Linked DNA regions of Homo sapiens: region 1 is linked to region 2. Evidence: chromatin contacts called from ENCODE Hi-C data. All regions are on one chromosome and are shown on one strand. Each heading gives the region's core, a stretch centred on a gene start or an enhancer-like site at or near the end of the contact. The rest is flanking DNA. Distances are from core to core; before and after follow the strand shown.

Region 1 (4,296 bases), core at 129-2,628, 3.3 Mb after region 2:
CAGAATCAACTATTCTGAACCTTAGAACCTAATCAGACATTAAACACCCAGGGCAGTAGTTGATGAAGGGAGAAGAGAGCACAGCATGCAAACCAGCTACTATTCCCTACTCCTCAGCATCCCCAGAGGCGGGCACAGGACCACCTCCTAGAGCAGCTGCCTAGTAACAGGGCTGGCAGCGGGAACCTTGCCCTCAACAATTTAGGATTGTGCATTTTGCTCAGTTCTGGCAGTAGCCTGGGGAAACAGCACAGATTCTTGCTTTTGTTTCTGTCCCCTTAGGCTGCAACCTTTCTTGTTTTTTTCCCTTTATTGAGGGGGATGGGGATCCAGACATTATACTAAATCTCTATCAAGTCATAGCTGTCCAGAGATAGTAAGACAGAAACTTCAGTGACCACACACAACAAGGAATACAGACTTTGCAAAACTGGTTTAGAAAAGTCATTATACAAATGGATGACTGCAAGCCTCAAAAAAGCAATCACTGAGGAGGTGGAGAATCTGATTTTCAGAGTCACCACATTACAACATTCAAACTGTTCAGTTCTCACACACACACAAAAAAAATCACAAAACATGCCAAAAAAAAAAAAAAAGGAAAATATGGTGTATTTGCAGGAAAAAAGAATTTGACAGAAACCATCCCTGAGGAATTCCAGACACTGGAATGACTAGTCAAAGGTATTATTAAATCAATCGTATCAACGGTATCACACTGGGGTCCCAAAACAAGAGCTGAGCACGCTTACTTCCCCACGACTAACGTGGTTTTTTCAGTGAGTCACTTGTTGAAATCTCAAATTTCCTGGATGAGAACCATTTCTGCAGGGATCAAATGAGGTCAAATCACAAGTCCAAAAAGATTACACAAGTATCACAAGTCCAAAAGATTAGCTAATTCTTGAAGGCAACAACATTTAAATTCCACCACTTTGCTTCAGCAAGCCGTGACGCTTAAAAACAAGGGTGTCAGAAAAATTCTGGATGAAAAGATCAGTTCATGAAAGTAAGGAAGGAATAGTGTTGTGCAGCTATAGAAATAACAAGAGCTGAATGACACTCAAAGTTTATGTGTGGCATTTTCAAAATGCAGTAAAATTCATTTTTTAAAATAAGCACAGATTTACATATGTTAAACACAATTTGAATACAAATTCAGAATGCAGGAAGCAGTCAATATGGGAACTTGAGTGTGGGTACATTACAAAGAAGAAAGGTAAGAACTGGTAAGAGACACTTTAGCCATAGCAGGCCAGAAGGCTGCACAGGTGTGAAACCCTCCTGGTGAGAGGGTGAGCAGTGAGCTCCACCACCACTTCTCAAACCACGTGACTCTGGGTGAGTCACTTTCTCAGTCTTAGTTTCCTCACCATATCATACAGGAAAATACCTACTCTGCCTACCTCGGGGTTACAGAAATCAAATAGTGAATGTGAAAGTGCTGTAAAACGTAAAGCATTATGTAAAGGTATGACTAGAAACATGAGTCATTTGGATTTTTCTAAGTAATCATTTTACCAAAGTGAGCAACGTGATGGAAACTTGCCCCAGTAGAGTGAAGTACCTTGTTCAAGTACACTTGGTTTTGAAAGCCACTATGTAAATGGAAAAGAGACCACTCTTTAACCTATGTAAAAGTCTGAGGTTAGCTTCCTATGGACAGTTAAAATATCAGAACAAGCACCAAATCCCTTTCATATGCTTTGTATAAAACCTTTTATTTTATAAGTACTCTAAGTTCACAATCTAAAAATAATTCAAACTGTAAAGAGGGTGTAAAACTCAAAGTATTATTCACCACTCCCTCTCTTAAGGTTCATTTCCCTGGAGACAATACCCATTAACGGTTTTAGTTCTTAATAATGATTATCATAACTTTAAATAATATATTGCATGCCTCAGTCAACAGCTCTTAATTCTGTGCTTTTGCAAGAAGAGAAATTGACACACACACTACCTCCCAACTCTCCTTCCACAGGCCACCTCCTAATTTTTATTACGTGTCACTGGGTAGAGTATTGTTCTAGTGCTTCTACTGGTTCTACATCTAAATCTTTAGCTAGATTTACCAATTCTCATATAGCACGTAAGAAATCCGGGCTATGAAACAAAAGGAAATAAGCACATTCACCTTTCCTGCTATCCCTCATTTCCTCCACCTCCCAGCCACTTACTCATATATTCAGGGATTATAACATTTACATTAGCTTCTATAATTATATCTTCCATGCTTTATCTTTGGTGTATTCAAAAAGCAATTAACTAGAAAGAGTAGATACTTGAAGGGTAGCTAATGTGTGCAAAGGAGATTGGCTTATGAAGTAGAGAGGGGCCAGTAGAAATGTTAGTAACTTCAAACAAGAAAATTTTAGTTACACATGTTAAAAAATGTATAGGTTACTAGCAAAACATAAAATATCATTCCAATAAAAAGCAGTACAGGAAGGCAAAAAAAAAGAAAAGAAAAAGAAAAAGCAAAGGAACAGAAATATAGCCCTCACTCATTAAATTACTGCCCCTCGAAGGAGACTCTTCCATGTTCCAATCTCTTGGTTGTCCTCAAGTGTCTGGAAATCCCTGGTTGGCTGTACGGCTTTGTGAATGAAAGATGGTTAGTGTAAGTATCTCAAGAGGGTTTCCTCTGCATTTGCGTAGGTCTGGCTGTCCTAAAAGATCGTTGGTTTCAAGTTCTATGTGTGTGAGGAGCTGGTGGGCACGTTAACAAGAAGAGCAGTACTCAGAATAGGAATGTCCTTGTCCTGTGTCTGCTGTAAAAACCAAAGTGCTATGTATGAGCTCTTCTCTGCTCTCTCCACTCTCACGCACTCCTCAGACAAAAGATCACCCACTTTCTGGCAAGACCATGACTCTAGCCTTATCCTAAAGGTGAAAGCCTGGCAAACCAGCCACTCTGAAGGGGACAGAAAGGAGGCTCCATTGAGCCAGCTATTCTGAATGAACTTCTTTAATTACCATGGTGATGGCAACACAGCCATGCTCCTACTATGAACTGTTGATTCCAAACTCAAGCTTCCACCAGGGCTCTCTCAAGAAGCCCAGGGTCAGCTGTTAACTAACACTTATTAATTATTCTCTCTCCTGCTGTAACTTTTTCTACTAGCTGTTGTCTCTCTAATCCTATTTACTATCTTGCAATCCTCTAGGAATCCTCAAAAATATCTGATCTATTAATAACACAGTCTATCCTCTAGCTCTATTCCAGTTCAATAAACTTAACGCAAACACCACACTCACCACACTCACATGACATCTTTCTGTTATTTCTATAAAAATTTTAGAATGGGTGTGCACATGCTTAGACTGATCTCAGGATCCTTTATAACATAGTTTAACAAGAATAGTATTACTTCAAAGTAGTCTACTCTTCCCAGAATATAAATTATCATCTAAATTACGTAAAAAGCTTTGCTAGTAAACATCTACAATACCATCCTGGCTAACATGGTGAAACCCCGTCTCCACTAAAAAATACAAAAATTAGCCGGGTGTGGTGGCGGGCACCTGCAGTCCCAGCTACCGGTGGGGCTGAGGTAGGAGAATGGCATGAACCTGGGAGGGCGGAGCTTGCAGTGAGCCAATATCGCGCCACTGCGCTCCAGCCTGCGACAGAGCAAGACTCTGTCTCAAAAAAAAAAAAAAAAAAAAATTCTACAATAATGGGAGAAATACCTGGAGCTAAATCAATCTGATCGGAAACTCTCAGCCCATACCAAAGCAGGTTTCATTCAGACCACTATTTCACTAATAATCACCAACAGTTTTCTTAAATACTACATATAGAAATGTAAAAAAAAATTATATTCAGAAAAATGTCCTAATTTTATTCTAATTTATAAAGCAATATTTGGGGCTGGGAGTGGTGGCTTGTGCCTGTAATCCCAACCCTTTGGGAGGTCAAGGCAATAGGATCACGTGAGCCCAGGAACTTGAGACCAGCCTGGGCAACACAGTGAAATCCCATCTCTAAATAAATAAAATAAAAACATCAGCTGGGCATGCCCATTAGGTGGTACATGCCTGTAGTCCTAGCTACTTGAGAGCCTGAGGCAGGAGGATGGCTTCAGCCCAGGAGTTCAAGGCTGCAGTGAGCTATGATCAGGCCACTGCACTCCAGCCTGGGTCACAGAGCCAGACCCTGTGAAAAATAAATGTTTAATTAGTCACACATTATGACTGAAATGTGTGACTGCCCTATAAATGAAAAAGACTAAAGAAGCTCTCTCTATAGGGTTACTAACAACTTATAGGACAGAATTTGGAGAAAGGTAGCAT
Region 2 (4,310 bases), core at 1,632-4,131:
CAAGTTAGCTCTCCTTCTGTTAGACCAACTAGGCTAGAAGGACATCGACCTGAACCTACCGGTAGTTATCAAACCATTCAGTCTGGGGGGATTGCCAGAGAATGAAAGGAACCCAGAAAAACACCGAGCTGAGAGGCAGAAAGAGAGAGAAACATTTCTAACGACATTGTGGGAGACCTAAATCCAACTTACTTGAAACACCCCTATACCCCTGCACCTTTCAGTTACAAGACTCAATAAATTCCCTTTTCTGTTTAAGTCCGTGTGAACCACGTTTCTATCACTTGCAGCTGAGAAAGGCCTGGGTAACATTAAGTCAGTCACATTGCTAACTGCACCAAGAATCACACTGTTAATTGCACTAGGAGTCACGGTGCTCAACTGCTCCTTACACGAGCCTTTGAGTGATGAAAAAAGCCTGTTTGTTTTGAACCCCCATACAATCACTTAACTACCTAGATGATCTCAGACAGGACATATAATGTGTCTGTGCCTCCAAATGAGCCCCAAATACAAGGATATAATTTAATTTATAAGGTTATTTTGAGAGCTAAATTAGAGATCTTTTCCCAAAGGAATTAGATAGAGTCTGGCGCCTAGAATCCAATAAATGGTAACATTACTCCTGCTCTCTCTCCTGACATGGTACTCAACAAGATAAGATATGTAAAGCATCTATTATAATTCCTGGTACAATGTAAGATACTCAATACATGTTAATTCTCTTTGCAATGAAAATGATTCAGGACTGGTAATCACATTCATCTTACATCACTATTTTTCACATTGTAGAAAAATAACTAAAAAGAAGAATATAGACCAACTCCAATGGCCTTTTTAACCCCCACATTTCCAAAAAGGTACAAAAACACTGTTAGAGGGAGGAAAATAAGAACATATAAATGGGTAGTTGGAAATATTAAATGAACCAGGCAATTTCCAGCATTTGAGCCATGTGAAGCCTCAACATAAATGTAGGGATTTCAAGTTCTCCAAAGGGGAAGATAATCACAAGCTACAGAAGTAATAGCAGAACCACTCAATACACAAAACAGAAGCCAAATGCTGGACTCACAGTATTTGGAACATATGGTAGGCCATAGAATTTCTCTTGTGTTTCCTTGAGAATGTCTGTGGTTGAATTCCTCAGGGGATGCTTCCCATGGTAGATTTGATCCAGAGTGGCATAAAAGACCTAGATAGATAAAAACATCTACTTAGTTTTGGTCGTCCATCCTCACATCAAGATGTGGTTGACCAAAGATGCTATAAGTGCACCAGAACAACAGTTACCAATCACAGTTGAAAACAGTCACAAAAATAAACTTACATGGTTTGAAATGTATTTCATACCACATTTAAGACCATGCTAAAGATTAAAAGGAATGCTCTCAACCTTTTCATAAATAAGAATATTAAAGAATTTTGAACCATACCCATAAGATACTCTTTATGTACAATGGCAGCAAATCAAATATGTGACACAAAACTGGAATTTTGCCAAAATATATGTAGACGGAAGGCCAGGCGCGGTGGCTCACGCCTGTAATCCCAGCACTTTGGGAGGCCGAGGCGGGAGGATCACGAGGTCAGGAGATCAAGACCATCCTGGCTAACATAGTGAAATCCCGTTTCTACTAAAAATACAAAAAAATTAGACAGGCGTGGTGGCAGGCACCTCTAGTCCCAGCTACTCGGGAGGCTGAGGCAGGAGAATGGCGTGAACCTGGGAGGCGGAGCTCGCAGTGAGCCGAGATTGCTCCACTGCACTCCAGCCTGGGAGAGACTCCGTCTCAAAAAAAAAAACCAAACAAAAAACAACAACAACAACAAAAAAATCTATATCTATCTATCTATCTATCTATCTATCTATCTATCTATCTATCTATCTGTAGGCAGAAATATACAAAACCAGTTACAACTTTAGACCCGCTGGATCTAACAAATGTTGTTTGGTTTCCTCCTGGAATCCTGATATATCTTAAATGAGAGAAATGAAACGGTCAGAATTCTAGTTTTGTGATAAAAGGTGAAAGAAAATTAAATAGGTGTGGTGGGGGTAGAGAAAGAAATAGCAATGCAGCATCTCGTGAGTATAGATGTATCGAAGAATTCTGATGCAGCTGTTGGAGAGGTTGGAACTAGACTCCCACACCTGGTGTCAGGAAGTACAAAGGAAGCAGCTGCTGTATAGGGAGGGCTCAACTAGATGACCAGGGGAAAAGGAGCACTCTCCTCTGAGTAGAGGATATAGGCCACTGAAACACAGTGGGAGAAGAAAGCATTAAAGAAAGTTTGGACATGAAATCTGCTGTTTACAAAGTACTGAAAACTAAATTTTGCAAAGAAATCTAAAATAAACATAAAGCATTTTTTCACTGCAACATCTGACTCAAATATTGTTTTTCAACACTGACTTGAACATTTGACTTCATGCAGGCAAGTAGAAAATGCTTTATTTTAAAGGACAAATTTTGACACGCAATTATGCTTCTGATATGTATCTTTGTGATTCAGAAATGGGATTTGTAGAGAATGTGCAGCTGTTGACTTGAAAGAAGTGAGGATTAGTTTGGTTAAAAGAGAAAATTTAAATGACCTCTGGCTTCTGGCTGCATCTAGATATAGAATTATGGTTCTAAATTATAAAGTTAAGTTTAAACCTTCCCTAGAAAAATACAGACATTTCCTAAATATAAATATTGCTTTCTTCTAACTGGTAATCTAAACATATAGCTAAATATAGCTCTTTCAATTCTACATTTTATAATGAGTAACGATGCATAAAGATAATCAGGGAGGCCAAAATTACTCAATGTCTTACCTATATTCTAACAGAGTAAATTATCAGGAACTGAAACTCTTACATTCTAACCTCAACTGAGGTGTTATTTTGCCCCAATGTATAAATAAATCAGAATTCAAGAGTTTCATTTCTTCAATTATGCCTTTTACAAAATGATATAAACATGGGGTAACTTTTTTGAATTATAAAAACAGAGCAAAATAAATTAAATATGAAAACAGAGCAAAATAAATTAAATGTGCATTCTTTTTATGCTTATTTGCTGATAAACTAAACAATTCCAAAGACATGAGCCTATCTGCCTACCCAGGGAGTCATGCATTCCTGGGGCCAAGAAACTTATTAAGTCACAGAAAAATGAAGAGCCTATTTTTAAAACAATAATTTTAAAAAATGTACAGTTTTAAAAACAGTGTTTTTTTTTTGTTTTTTTTTTGAGACAGAGTCTCGCCCTGTCGCCCAGGCTGGAGTGCAGTGGCGCGATCTCGGCTCACTGCAAGCTCCGCCTCCCGGGTTCACGCCATTCTCCTGCCTCAGCCTCCCGAGTAGCTGGGACTATAGGCGCCTGCCACCACGCCTGGCTAATTTTTTTGTATTTTTAGTAGAGTTGGGGTTTCACTGTGTTAGCCAGGATGGTCTCGATCTCCTGATCTCGTGATCCGCCCGCCTCGGCCTCCCAACGTGCTGGGATTATAAGTGTGAGCCACCGCATCTGGCCTTAAAAACACTGTTTATGTCCCCATAGAAAGTTGAAACAATTCACTTCCTTTCCACCCGTGTTCATCTCCACTGTCCAAGTGTAATATAAAAGCTGAACCCAGGCAGCTCCTCTACCAGGACTTTGCCTCTCTCTGTCTCTAGGGGGCTATTGTTTTTGGAGGGCGGAGGAGGGAAAGGTTGGTTTTCCATTTTAAAAGAAAATTATCAGAACACTTTTTCAAGAAGAAAGCCACAAAACAGACTTTTAAAAGCCAGGCCTTCTACTAAAGATATCAGCAAATCAAGACTTTTGCCAAGTAATGTTAATTTTTAAAAATAACTCAGAAATCCTTTAAAAATTATATTGATATGAATAGATACTGAGTAAGGTAAAGCAAATATAGATTCACGGTTTTGTCTATATAATAGATTTCCTTCACTGAAACATGTATTTCATGTTTGAAGGTACAGAAAAACAGAGCACATTTATTACCTTCTAGGGACTGAATTTTACAAAACTATAAAGCAATTAAATAGTGATTACTTTGTTAAACAGGTAACTGAATCATCATAAAGTGAATACTGCCTAAGATGAAAGATGGGTGTTTAAGGTGTTTACATAACTCTCAAGATCTGAAGAGGAGTGAGAATTCCATAACAATCTCAGTCATTACAAACATCTACGCATCTGATGTCATGCAGACCTGGCATCCAGATGGTTCATGAAAGTTTTCTGGTCTTCATCTCAAAACCTGGGAAGTTGGTTTTGAATATTATCTAAAACTAACAGCAATTACTATCTAAA

The links. A loop is a pair of places that touch in the nucleus more often than their neighbours do. Pooled maps may share reads with other maps.
Region 1: a pooled map shows a loop between it and region 2 (11-fold over the local background). The contact joins two enhancer-like sites. A Hi-C loop is called at or near these places in 2 of 37 single-sample maps with no recorded cell type and 2 of 50 pooled maps.

What each region holds. Positions count from the first base shown.
Region 1 is chr13:27,129,978-27,134,273 of GRCh38, forward strand. All of the region lies in intron 1 of USP12 (ubiquitin specific peptidase 12), which reads right to left. The region is part of intron 1 of USP12-AS1 (USP12 antisense RNA 1); the gene reads left to right. Among named protein-coding and RNA genes, the nearest start is that of USP12-AS1, 6.6 kb to the left of the region's middle. RefSeq lists an enhancer at 1,094-1,163 and a silencer at 1,194-1,243. Within about 2 kb of position 1,379, at least 12 of the 41 ENCODE cell types and tissues checked have a DNase peak (open chromatin) inside an H3K27ac peak, as active enhancers do.
Region 2 is chr13:23,804,875-23,809,184 of GRCh38, forward strand. It overlaps MIPEP (mitochondrial intermediate peptidase), which reads right to left. Exons shown (of 19, transcript NM_005932.4): 16 at 1,076-1,195. Among named protein-coding and RNA genes, the nearest start is that of PCOTH, 82 kb to the right of the region's middle. RefSeq lists enhancers at 2,048-2,197, 3,481-3,530. Within about 2 kb of position 2,882, at least 2 of the 41 ENCODE cell types and tissues checked have a DNase peak (open chromatin) inside an H3K27ac peak, as active enhancers do.